2 separate regions of the Homo sapiens genome follow, and region 1 is linked to region 2. A link is a contact called in ENCODE Hi-C or POLR2A ChIA-PET data. All regions are on one chromosome and are shown on one strand. Each heading gives the region's core, a stretch centred on a gene start or an enhancer-like site at or near the end of the contact. The rest is flanking DNA. Distances are from core to core; before and after follow the strand shown.

Evidence for each region. Hi-C counts contacts between places; a loop is a spot of excess contacts on that map. ChIA-PET counts read pairs that join two places held with the same protein, here RNA polymerase II (POLR2A). Pooled maps may share reads with other maps.
Region 1: a loop to region 2 is called in a map of mammary epithelial cell, with 5 times the contacts of the local background. The contact joins two enhancer-like sites. A Hi-C loop is called at or near these places in 5 of 168 maps with a recorded cell type or tissue (Caco-2, PC-3, ascending aorta and 2 more) and 6 of 50 pooled maps. POLR2A ChIA-PET finds 5 or more read pairs at or near these places in 10 of 52 experiments (A549, AG04450, HepG2 and 7 more).

What each region holds. Positions count from the first base shown.
Region 1 is chr2:63,733,670-63,739,701 of GRCh38, forward strand. It overlaps a transcript of WDPCP not described here. Among named protein-coding and RNA genes, the nearest start is that of UGP2, 110 kb to the right of the region's middle. Within about 2 kb of position 3,907, at least 4 of the 41 ENCODE cell types and tissues checked have a DNase peak (open chromatin) inside an H3K27ac peak, as active enhancers do; they include mammary epithelial cell, where a contact is called at or near this core.
Region 2 is chr2:63,696,859-63,702,941 of GRCh38, forward strand. It overlaps a transcript of WDPCP not described here. Among named protein-coding and RNA genes, the nearest start is that of MDH1, 110 kb to the left of the region's middle. Within about 2 kb of position 2,118, at least 14 of the 41 ENCODE cell types and tissues checked have a DNase peak (open chromatin) inside an H3K27ac peak, as active enhancers do; they include mammary epithelial cell, where a contact is called at or near this core.

The DNA of each region.
Region 1 (6,032 bases), core at 2,657-5,156, 39 kb after region 2:
GTACTTGTCAGTGCTGGCTGGAAGAAAACCTCTGGAAAATCTTCTTCTTGTGCAGAATCTTCAATTTGTATTTTTTTTAAATTGGGATATAATTCACCTACCATAATATTCACCCCTTGAAAGTGTACAATTCAGTGGCTCTTAGTATATTCACAAAATTGTGCAACCATCACCACTATCTCATTCTAAACATTTTCATCACCATAAAAAAAACCTCTAAACCCATAAGTAGCCCCTCATTTCCCCCTCTTCCCAGCGTCTGGCAACCAAGAATCTACTTTGTCTCTATGAATGTGCTTATTCTAGAAATATCACATGAATAGAATCACACCATATGTAACCTTTTGTGTTTGGTTTCTTTCACTTAGTGTTTTTAATGTCCATCCATGTTGTAGTAGGTATGAGTACTCAGTCCATTTTATGGCAAAACAATATTCCATTGTTAGATAAACTACATTTTGTTATCCATTCACCAGTTGATGAACATTTTCAGTTTTTTTAAATTTCCTTTAATTTTTTTCTAGTGTGCAGATATTTGGAAATTATTCTTACATTCAACTAGACAAATTCCAAGTATGTGATATAAGGTTCTTAAGATTAATTTTAAGATAAAGAATTTGTATAAAAATTGGCAAACATCACAAAAGGCCTAGAAATGAATAAAGTGGCTTTATGTATGTATTTACATATATAACCACTTTATTATATATACATATATATGCATATAATGTCTATATAATGAGATCTTGTGACCAGTTATCTACATCTAACTTTCCCTATTTAGGTACACATTTTCCATCGAATGGCTGCTCTTTGCCAAAAAAATAAATTAATTAATTAAAAGGCCATGACTTTTCTCAGTGCCCCACATGAAACAATACCTCGAGTAAATCTTCACTTCACTGGATTAAAACTTGTATGTTCCATCTACAGAGTTAGTGTTGATCTTTCTCAGAGTTGCATCAGCTTTAACAAACATTTGAACATCACAGTATGCAAACAAATGTGAACCTAAACCATTGTTGAAAGCTGACCATGGCAAAATGCATGAAAGAAAGGAGCTGGATAAAAATTACTTGCTAAACCTGCAGTTTAAGTTATTGCACCTTTTTATTTTTTTTCTTAGTTTTCCTCACTGAAACCAAACATAGGCTGAGAAATTTTAAGTTGCAGAAGGATAGATAGATGGAGATAGATAGATAGACAGACAGACAGACAGACAGACAGACAGACAGACAGATAGATAGATGATAGACAGATGAAGAAATTTCCCACTTAAAAAATATGCCCTGTGAGTGGTTCTAATTTAGTTGAAGGAGTTTGGGTAAGTTCAGATTTCCATGGTAACTCTGATATCATTTATTCATTAAGCAAACATTTATAGAAGAATTACTTACTATGTGCCAGGTATCTTGAGGGCTACAAATACAGAACAATATTGCTTCTGACCTCATGAAAATGAGTATCTAGTGAGGAAAGTAAGATATGAATACAAATATCTATAATATAGAGTGGAAGTGATAGCTCCTATGATAGAGATGCAGATAAATTGTTACAGGAGTTCAGAAAAATTATAGGTCCCTTGCAGTTAAGAGAGACCAAGAAAAGCTGGGCAGGCAGAGAAGGTGATATCAGAACCGTGGCCTTAAACTGTAAGGAGAGGTAGAATCTGAACAGGTAGAAAGAGGGAGCAAGAACCGGTGGGACAAAGGGACAAAATCAGAGCATTTCTGGGCATGTGAAGGAAGAACAGGAAGCTCAGAAGACTGTGGGACAAGGAGCAATGCGCCACAGGATGGGAAACAGGGTTGAGTCAGACAGTGCAAGGTCTTGGATGCCATGAGAAAGAGTTCATATTTTATATTGTAGCCAACAGAGAGCTATTAAGGTTTTTGAGCAGGGAAGTAATAGGGAAGAGCTGTATGTGGGAAAGATTAACTTGTAATCCAAGTATAAAATCATGTAAAAAGGGTCGGAGGAAGGGGCCCAAAGTGGGAAAACCAGTTAGGAGTCTATTACCATGGTCCAAAAGAGAGAGACACCGTCAGACTAGAGGCATGGAAGAAAGAAATATTATGAAATCAGAATCGAATAAATGTTTCATATTCTTGTTGTTAATTGTGTTCCAGAAAGCTAAATTCTATTAAGTTAATATAGAAACAAGCTTTGACTGACTGGTGACAATATCAGGCACCTGTACCCAAAGATACACAGAAAATAACCCTAGCTCTCTGTTAAAAAAGAAACTTATAATACCAATGGTTTTCGAGAGTCCTTTCCAGTTAAATTTTTCTTTTTGAAATACTTAATCCATCATTAAGATTCTCCAGGGAGAGTTCTCATAATCCAGAGGTTAAGGATTGCAGAATTCTAGACACTGAAGTCTAGGCCAGTTTCCCCACCTCCAATTTTACTGACAGTGAAACTGAACACCATAGAGGAAATGACTTCTCCAGGAAAACATTGCTGGTTAGAATGCAAATCTCCTGATCTCTGACCCTCATCTCATTAATGCATATTCTGCTGTGGATATTCTATGTTGGCTAGAACTGAAGTATCAAAATAAAGTGACTCTTTTAGTTCACATGGGCTTAAAAAATTGGTTTCAAATAAATAGCAAACAAAAAATATGACTCCATCAGAAAATTGGAAACCTGCAAGGTATTGCTGTCTGGATGAAATACTGATGTACCACATGCCTTACTTATCAGGTATCATAAAACACTGGCTTAAATGCAATGTAGCAACCACTTAACTCTGTGGAAAACTCTGATTACTTAGGGGAATTCCTTAGGTCTTACAGAGAACTTGTGGTCTCCAAAATATAATACCAAACTTTTTTTTATTGAGAACACCAAATATGTTTTTAATAGAATTCAATTTAGGATTTCAGGAAGTAACTGAAAATCTGCAGCCTATAGGCATTGCAGAAATGAAGGAAAAGGGCATCAGTCTCTCAAAATTCTGGCAGGAAAGGAGTGGCTATCTCCAAAGTTATTTTTCCTCTGGAATAAGCTGCTTGCTGGTGCCAAAGAACAGCTCATCAGCAATGTTGTTTGATTTTGTAGGGATGTTTTGAAAGAGAAAAAAAAATTAGGAATGAATGCTGTGATTTTTTAAACCTCATATCCCAAAACCTATAATAATTTTGCTGCTTTTTATTTTTAAAAAACAAAACCAAATGTTTGAGATTTGATTTTGAGTCCACCATGTTCACTGCAGGCATATTATGTCAATCTTATTACAAGATGCAGCATGTAATTTCTTTAAATGCTGCCAAAGACAAAGAAAAAAAAAACCATATATTACCTTATAGACTCAAACGACAGCACAAAAACAAGCTATAAACTACCATTTCTCTACCTCTCCTGGAGGGCTCTCATCCTCCAAAAATGTACAGGGATGTCTCATGTGTACTCCCAAAACAGTTCTCTTGGCTGCCATGTGGTTCACAATTCTCCATGCCTGATATAAGCAGCTGCTGGCAATCCTTCAAGCCATGTCCCACTGCCCACCAAAAGCACTACCACCACTGTTGCAGTTGCTGATGTGTGCAAGCAGGCCTCCAAGGCTCAAAGCTCAACTTCAAGGGCATCAAAGATATTGATAGTCCTGGAGCCAAGGCTGCTGCTGCTGGCACCAATATTCATGACACAAACAAGCTGCACTCTCCATGTCCTAAGAAGATTAGCAAACACCAACTCCTTTAGTTTCTACTAGGTCTTATATTACAGACACTTTGGGGTCACAGAACTCAGAGACAGATGAGGTAGATGTTCAATAGCTATTTGTTGAAAGAATGAATTAGTCCTCCTTGCTGGGCTAGAAGCAACCTGAGTGGCAGACATCATGTGTACTCAGACATGTTCAACCTCATCTGCTGTCTTAATACAACCTCTGTACTTTGGTTCTTCCTTCCACTGGGATGAGTTCTTTCCTGGAGGCTACTTGAGTTGTCTTATAAGTAGAATTCCAGAAGGCCCATCCCACTAGATACCAGGCATGTCCAGATATGCCTGAATACTGGGGAAGATAAAACTTAGGCTCAACCTTTACCACATACTATCTTTCTTCATCTTAAAAAAGGAAATACAGAACTGACATAATTATACAAATAATTCAAGTTTTTGTTTTTCATTTGAATCTCATTGGGAGTTACAAATTGGCAGCCTGTAGGCTGAATCTGGCCAGATGATTTTTTTTTAAGCACACATGATTTTAAAAAATTTTGTTTGAGTTAGTATACATCTAGATCAGTGGTTCTCATACTTGAATGTGCATCAGAATCAAGCTTGTTACAACTCCAGGGCTTGTTAAAACTTAGATTGCTGGGCCCCACCCCCAGCATTTCTAATTCCATGGCTCTGGGTTGGGGGCCAGATAACTTGAATGTCTACCTAGTTCCTAATGTAGCTGGTCTGGAGACATATTCTGACAACCAGTGCTTAGGTGCTCTGTAGTTTTCCCACACCCCTCACCAGTCCCCATTGCATTTCATCTGACCCGTTTTATTCATTTCTATTACTAACTGCTTGGCCTGTGAGTCTGAAAATTCTGTGAGTCTCAATATTTCAGGTGAAATCCCTTTTACAGCATGACTCATGGAGATGATTGTATAATATTATCCACTTTATTTCACTTGTAATACGTGGTTTATCTATGGCCTCACAACAGAATGTTCAGCAAATACTCAGGTTCTTATTTTTTTTATCAGGGCTACTATTGACATTTGCTTGTTCAGGGGACCACCCCCACTCCTTCTCCTGTGCACATAGATCTGCTTGATATCAGCCCAATCCAGAAGTGGAAAATGAGAAAGGCCAGAATGCTTATGACAAATGAGAAAGCAATTTCATTTTTGTCTGTTTGATCATGTCACTTTTAGAATTAAATGGTGATTTTTCAAGCATATCTGTATTTGAAATTTTAATCTATACCTTGGTCAAAGACCAAACATTGCCTGAAAACCAAATACTGATTATATTCATAGCTATAGGCATAGTAATATGTGAGGATAATTTAAATCTGTCATAAAGGATAAATGTTTATGTTTTTTAAACTTTTTATTGAAGTATTACCAGATAAACAGAATAGTATATACATCATAAATGTACAGATCATTGAATTTTCACAACTGAACACACTCATGTAACTACCACCTAGAGCAAGAAAGAGATCATTACCAGCTCCCCAAAATCCCCCCGACAACCCTTTCAAATATTAACTCCCAAGGTTACTACTATGCTGACTTCTAACAGCATAGATTAGCTTTGCCTATTTTTGTAATTTGTACAAATGAACTTATACAATATGTACTCTATGTGTCTGGCTTTTTTTGATCAACATTATGTTTATTAACATTGTTTTTTAACTTTTATTTTAGGTTTGGGGGTACTTGTGAAGGTTTGTTATATAGGTAAATACATTTCACAGGGGTTGTTGTACATATTATTTTATCACCCCAGTATTAAGTCCAGTACCCAATAGCTATATTTTCTGCTCCTTTCCTTCCTCCCACCTCAAGTAGACCCCAGTGTCTGTTGTTTCCTTCTTTGCATTGATAAGTTCTTATCATTTACCTCCCACTTATAAGTAAGAACATGTGGTATTTAGTTTTCTGTTCCTGCGTTAGTTTGCTGAGGATAACAGCCTCCAGCTCCATCCATGTTTCCACAAAACACATGATCTCATCCTTTTTTATGGCTGCATGGTATTCCATGGTGTATATGTACCACATTTTCTTTATCCAATCCTAATTCTTTATCCAATTAGGTTGATTCCATGTCTTTGCTACTGTGAATAGTGCTACAATGAACATTCGGATGCATATATCTTCATGGTAGAATGGTTTGTATTTCTCTGGGTATGTACCCAGTAATGGGATTGCTGGGTTGAATGGTAGTTCTGCTTTTAGCTCTTTGAGGAATCACCACACTGCTTTTGTGGATAGCAGCAATCAAACTTTTGTGGAAAGCAGTGTGGTGATTCCTCAAAGAGGAATGGTTGAACTAATTTACACTTCTACCAACAGT
Region 2 (6,083 bases), core at 868-3,367:
CAAAATATTTGCCTCTCCACCAAGCTCAAAACAAAGAAGGTAAAACATAGTTCTTCCATCCCCATCACTGCATTCCTCCCCTACCTGGTACATAGTCTGTCCTGTTACAGAAGAGGGTATTTGTTGCAGTATTATTTATAATACCAAAAAAGCAGAACACTCTATTCAAGAATGGGACTTTGACTAAATAAATTACGCCACAACCAAACAATGTAATCCTATTCAGTCTTAAAATGATGTTGTAGAAGAAAATGTAGTAGTAGTTATAGTAGCTGTAGTAGTAGTAGTAGTTATAGTAGTTGTAGTAGTGTGGGCCCCATAAAGCCCACACTACCTGCCAGCATTGTTCTAAGTACTTGGCAAATGTTGACTCACTTAAATATTTACAACATTTTGTGAAGTAGGAGCCATTATTATCCCCATTTTACAGATGAGGAATTTGCAGAAATTATTTCAGTTAAAGGACACGCCCAAGGGTCACACGGTAAGTGATGAGCCAAGATTCAAATTCAGATAGATCCAGAGTCCACTCTATGAACTGTTGCATAATGACAAATGAAATGTTAATCATTTATAATTATAGGAAAAAGCAGGCTAAAAAACAGTTTGAAAAGTGTGATTCCAATTCCGTATCAAGCACTAAAAAATCGTATGATCATACACACAAAGAAAATTTGTTGTGTTGCCTGCCATGGTGTTAATAGTATTACCTCTGAGAAGTTGCATTTAAGTGATTCTTATTTCCTTTTTAATAATTTTCTATAATGTCTATATTTTCTATAATAAATCTTTATGATTTCTTCTTTTGAAACAGAGTCTCACTCTGTCACCCAGGCTGGAGTGCAGTGGCGTGATCTTGGCTCACTGCACCCTAGACTTCCTGGGCTGAGGTGATTCTCCCACCTCAGCCTCTGGAGTAGCTGGGACTACAGGGGTGTACCACCATGCCAGGCTAATTTTTGTATTTCTTGTAGAGATGGGGTTTTGCCATGTTGCCCAGGCTGGTCTTGAACTCCTGAGTTCAAAAGTGATCCTCCTACCTTGGCCTCCCAAAGTGCTGGGACTACAGGTATGAGTCACCATGCCCAGCCTATGACTTTTTTTTTTTAAGATAGAGTCTCGCTCTGTCGCCTGTTGCCCAGGCTGGAGTGCAGTGGCGTGATCTCGGCTCACTGCAACCTCCACTTCCTGGGTTCAAGTGATTCTCGTGCCTCAGCCTCCTGAGTAGCTGGGATTATGGATGTGCAGCACCATGCCTGGCTAATTTTTGTATTTTTATTAGAGACGGGGTTTCACCATGTTGGCCAGGCTGGTCTCAAACTCCTGACCTCAGGTGATCTGCCACCTTGGCCTCCCAAAGTGCTCGACTTTTTTAATGAGGAAAAAATTCTAAGACAAAATGATTTCTTGAGGTGAAATCAGCTCAACAATTGTGACCTTTATGCAAGGTCTTCTGGTATGAAGACATGGAGAGAAGTCACATCCTATGGAAAGCTTTCAAAGGACATTCCCAGATCACATCATGCCAACTGATTTGCCTCAGAGGAAAATGAACTTCAAACTCATTAATGCGTAAACTCAGTGCCTGGGAGGCAAGCTATGTTGAGCACCAAGCAGATGTTAGAATGTTGAAGCTGGCAGGGACCTGGAGCCTCTAGAATCTAATCCCTCTGTTGGCACAGACTGAGGCTGGAGGGGATGCCTATGGAAAGTCAAGTCAGGTAACAGGGAGGCACTTACAGAAAATGGCATTTGCCCTAGGAAGCAGAAGTAAGCAGGAAATTTCACAAGTCATTTAAAATTTAGTCACAGAATTTCCTGGCTAGCAAGAGAACACCTGAGATGACTTTTATCTTCTCGTGGCCACAGAAGTTTACTCAGAAAAAGAGGGAGGGGGGAATAAAGCTTTGTGAATGTATTGCAGTAAAGATTTATGCTTGGGAGAGTTCAAAATTAGCTGTGATGGAGAAGAATCCTGTTGCAGACAATGACATGGACATGTAGCCATCTTTTCCCAGACTACACCCTCTGACAGGATGCAGTTATACTCAGTATCTCCCTGGAAAATGACCCAGAGTTCCTGGACTTCCAGCCCAGTCTGGATTTCCTGAGGGAAGCTATTACTTAGTCAGGCCCCACCCTTCCAAGACATCACAGTGACTCATCTGAGCAAACTGGAGAGGGCTGGCAATCTCCAAGCAACACGGTTTCCCAGAGCTTGACCCTTCCAACAGCTACTCCCACAAACAGGGCCAATTAGCGAGTCCTGCTGATGAAGGAACACTCTCAGCAGCTCCCCTTCCCAGCTGGTTAGCAGCCACTGTCTTTCACCCATCCATGGTTGTAGGTCTCTCTCTGGCTCACTGATAATGTACTACCTCTAGAGGGCAGTTCAAAGCAGGATTCTCACTGAGTTCTGTAATGGTAGTACTTCACAGATTGTAATGAAATTATTCAAAATGTCCTCGTGAAAGAAACCCATGTTCTTTCATATAATGTCACAATTTTAGCTGTCCACTCAAGCAATTTGCAGGACCGAATCTGGATGCAAGTATTTAACTAAAAAGAACTATGTGATAACAGATGCTAGACTTACAAAGAAGGAACTGAGAGGATTCAGAGGGACGGTTGTTCCCACTAAGGTGGTGTATAAAGCAGTTTTTGAGGCGCTGGCCTTTGAGCTGGGCCTTATTAAAGATGAGCTGATTTTGACAGGGAGATATGTTAAGGGAGGCAGAGGAAGAGGGATACCCAGACAGAGGGAGAAGTCTAAAAAAAAGTTTGGAGCTATAAAAGAATGAGTCATGGCATAACAAAGCGAGAAGTCTCGTTTTCTAACATAGAGGTATCCCATAGCCAGGGCAAACTGGGAAAAGAAATATTGAATCTAAGACACCATGATTGCCATCGATTGTAACATGCACTCTGATTTCAGAGGTGTTTCAAAGGTCTTTTAAAAAAATGTGTCTTAGAATTGACAAAACACAGTTAACTGGGATAGTATTATACAAGGTCTCAAAAACCAGCTAAGAGGGTAGATGGTGAGAAATGAGGAGCTTCTGAAGGCTTTTGAGCAGGGGTGTGAGGTTATGTTTTATGAAGATTGCTCATTGCTGTGGGTAAGGCCAAGGTAGAATATGCTTTGGGCTGGGCCTGGTGGCTCACGCTTGTAATCCTAGCATGGTGAGAGGCTGAGGCAGATGGATGTGTTGAGCCCAGGAGTTTGACACCCGCCTGGGCAACCTGACCAAACCTCATACAAAAAATGCAAAAATTAGCCAGGCATGGTGGTGCACACCTGTAGTCCCAGCTACTTGAGAGGCTGAAGTGGGAGGATCACCTGAGCCTGGGGAGGTCAAGGCTGCAGTGAGCCACGATCGTGCCACTGTACTGCAGCCTGGGTGACAGAGTGAGACCCTGTCTCAAAAAAAAAAAAAAAAAAAAACAAAAAGAAAAAAAGAAAAAAATGCTGTGCTAGAGCTACTTAATTAGTACAGGCTCCAGGGAACTAGAGAAGTGGTAGTGGGAATGGAAAAGGTCAGATACAAGACTTTTCCAAGGAAAAATCAAGTGAGTCAACTGCACAGACATGGTGAGTGAGAGAGGAGTCAAAAATCAATTACAGATGGATAACGAAGACAAATGTGGTATGCCTGTCATTGTAATTTATGTTCCCTACTCATTATGCTTTCGTGCTGAACATTTTTTCCTTTACTGATTTTTTTCTAAATGGTAAAATTTTGTTATTCTTTTTCTCTCGCATACAGTGTTTAAAAGTTTTGATACCCAGCATGGTACTCACATAAAAACAGACACACAAACCAAAGGAACAGAATAGAGAACCCTGACATAAATCCATGTATTTACAGCCAACTCATTTCAACGCAGACACCAAGCACATACAATGGGGAAAGAACAGGCTCTTCAATAAAAGGCACTGAAAAAACTGGATAACCATACGCAGAAGATTGAAACTAGACCTCTATCTCTCACTATATGCAAAAATCAAATAAAATGGATTGATGACTTAAATTTAAGACTTGAAACTATGAAACTACTAGAAGAAAACATTGGGGAAATACTCCAGGACATTGGTCTTGGCAAAGAATTTTTGGTGTAAGACTTCAAAATCACAGGCAACCAAAACAAAAGACAAATGAGATTACATCAACCTTCTGCACAGCAAAGGAGGCAACAAGGTAGAGACAATCCACAGAATAGAAGAAAATATTTGCAAACTGCTCATCTGACAAAGGATTAATAACCAGGATATATAAGGAGCTCAAACAACTCAATAGCAAAACAACAAATAATACAATTTAAAAATGGGCAAAAGATCTGAATAGACATTTTTCAAAAGAAGACATATAAATGACCAATAAGAATATAAAAAAAAATGCTCAACATTGCTAGTCATCAGAGAAATGCAAATCAAAATCACAAAGAGATCTCTCACCCCAATTAAAACTGGCTTTTGTCAAAAAGGCAATAACAGATGCTGACAAGGATGTGAAGAAAGGAGAACCTTCATACACCGTTGGTGGGAATGTAAATTAGTACAACCACTATGGAAAACTGTATAGAAGTTCCTCAAAAAACTAAAAATAGAGCTATCATATGTTCAGCAATTTTTCTAGTTATATATAGCCAAAAGAAATGAAATCAGCATATCAAAGACACTTCTGTACTTCCAAGTTTATTGCAGCACTATTCATAATAGCCAAAATATGGAACCAACCTAAGTGCCCATTAATGGATGAATGGATAAAGAAAATGTGTTATATATATACAACAGGACATTATTCAGCCATAAGAAAGAATGAAATCCTGTCACATGCAGCAACATGGATGGAACTGGAGGTCATTATATTAAGTGAAACAAGCCAAGCACAGAAAGACAAATATCACATGTTCTCACTCATATGTAGGAGCTTAAAAAGTGACTATCATGAAATAGAGAACAGATTGGTGGTTACCACAGGCACCAGAAAGGGTGGGGTGAGGGGGATGAAGAGAGGTTGACTAATGGGTACAAATATACAGTTCGATAGAAGAAATAAAACCTAGTGTTTCATAGATAAATAGGATGATCATAGTTTACAATATCTATTGTATATTTCAAAATAATTAGACGAGAATAATTCAATTGTTCCTAGCATAAAGAAAAGACGATTTTTTTTTCTTGAGATGGAGTTTCGCTCTTGTTGCCCAGGCTGGAGTGCAATGGCACGATCTCTGCTCCCTGCAACCTCCGCCTCCTAGGTTCAAGCGATTCTCCTGCCTCAGCCTCCCGAGTAGCTGGGATTATAGACGCATGCCACCACACCCGGCTAATTTTTGTATTTTTGGTAGAGATGGGGTTTCACCATGTTGGCCAGGCTGGTCTTGAACTCCTGACCTCAGGTGATCCGCCTGCTTCGGCCTCCCAAAGTGCTGGGATTACAGGCGTGAGCCACCGTGCCCAGCCAAAGACAAATATTTAAGGTGATGGATCTTCTAATTACACTGAATTGATCTTTACAAATTATATATACCCTGAAAATATGTACACCTAGTATATATCAATAAAAAGTAGAATTTAAAAAAGTTTTAATTAACATCTTTACAGTGCTAATGGTTGCCCTGACATATTTAAGCCTACATTTTTACATCAACATCAAAAATTAATAGCTACCCATTCTTTTTTTTTTTGGTGTAGGGGGCGGAGTCTCATTCTGTCTCCCAGGGAGGAGTGCATTGGCGCGATTTCGGCTCACTGCAAGCTACGCCTCCGGGGTTCACACCATTCTCCTGCCTCAGCCTTCCGAGTAGCTGGACTGCAGGCGCCCACCACCACATCCAGCTAATTTTTTTTTTTTTTTACTTTTTTTTTTTAATTATACTTTAAGTTTTAGGGTACATGTGCACAACGTGCAGGTTTGTTACATATGTATACATGTGACATGTTGGTGTGCTGCACCGATTAACTCGTCATTTAGCATTGGGTATATCTCCTAAAGCTATCCCTCCCCTCTCCCCCCACCCCACAACAGTCCCCAATGTGTGATGTTCCCTTTCCTGTGTCCATGTGTTCTCATTGTTCA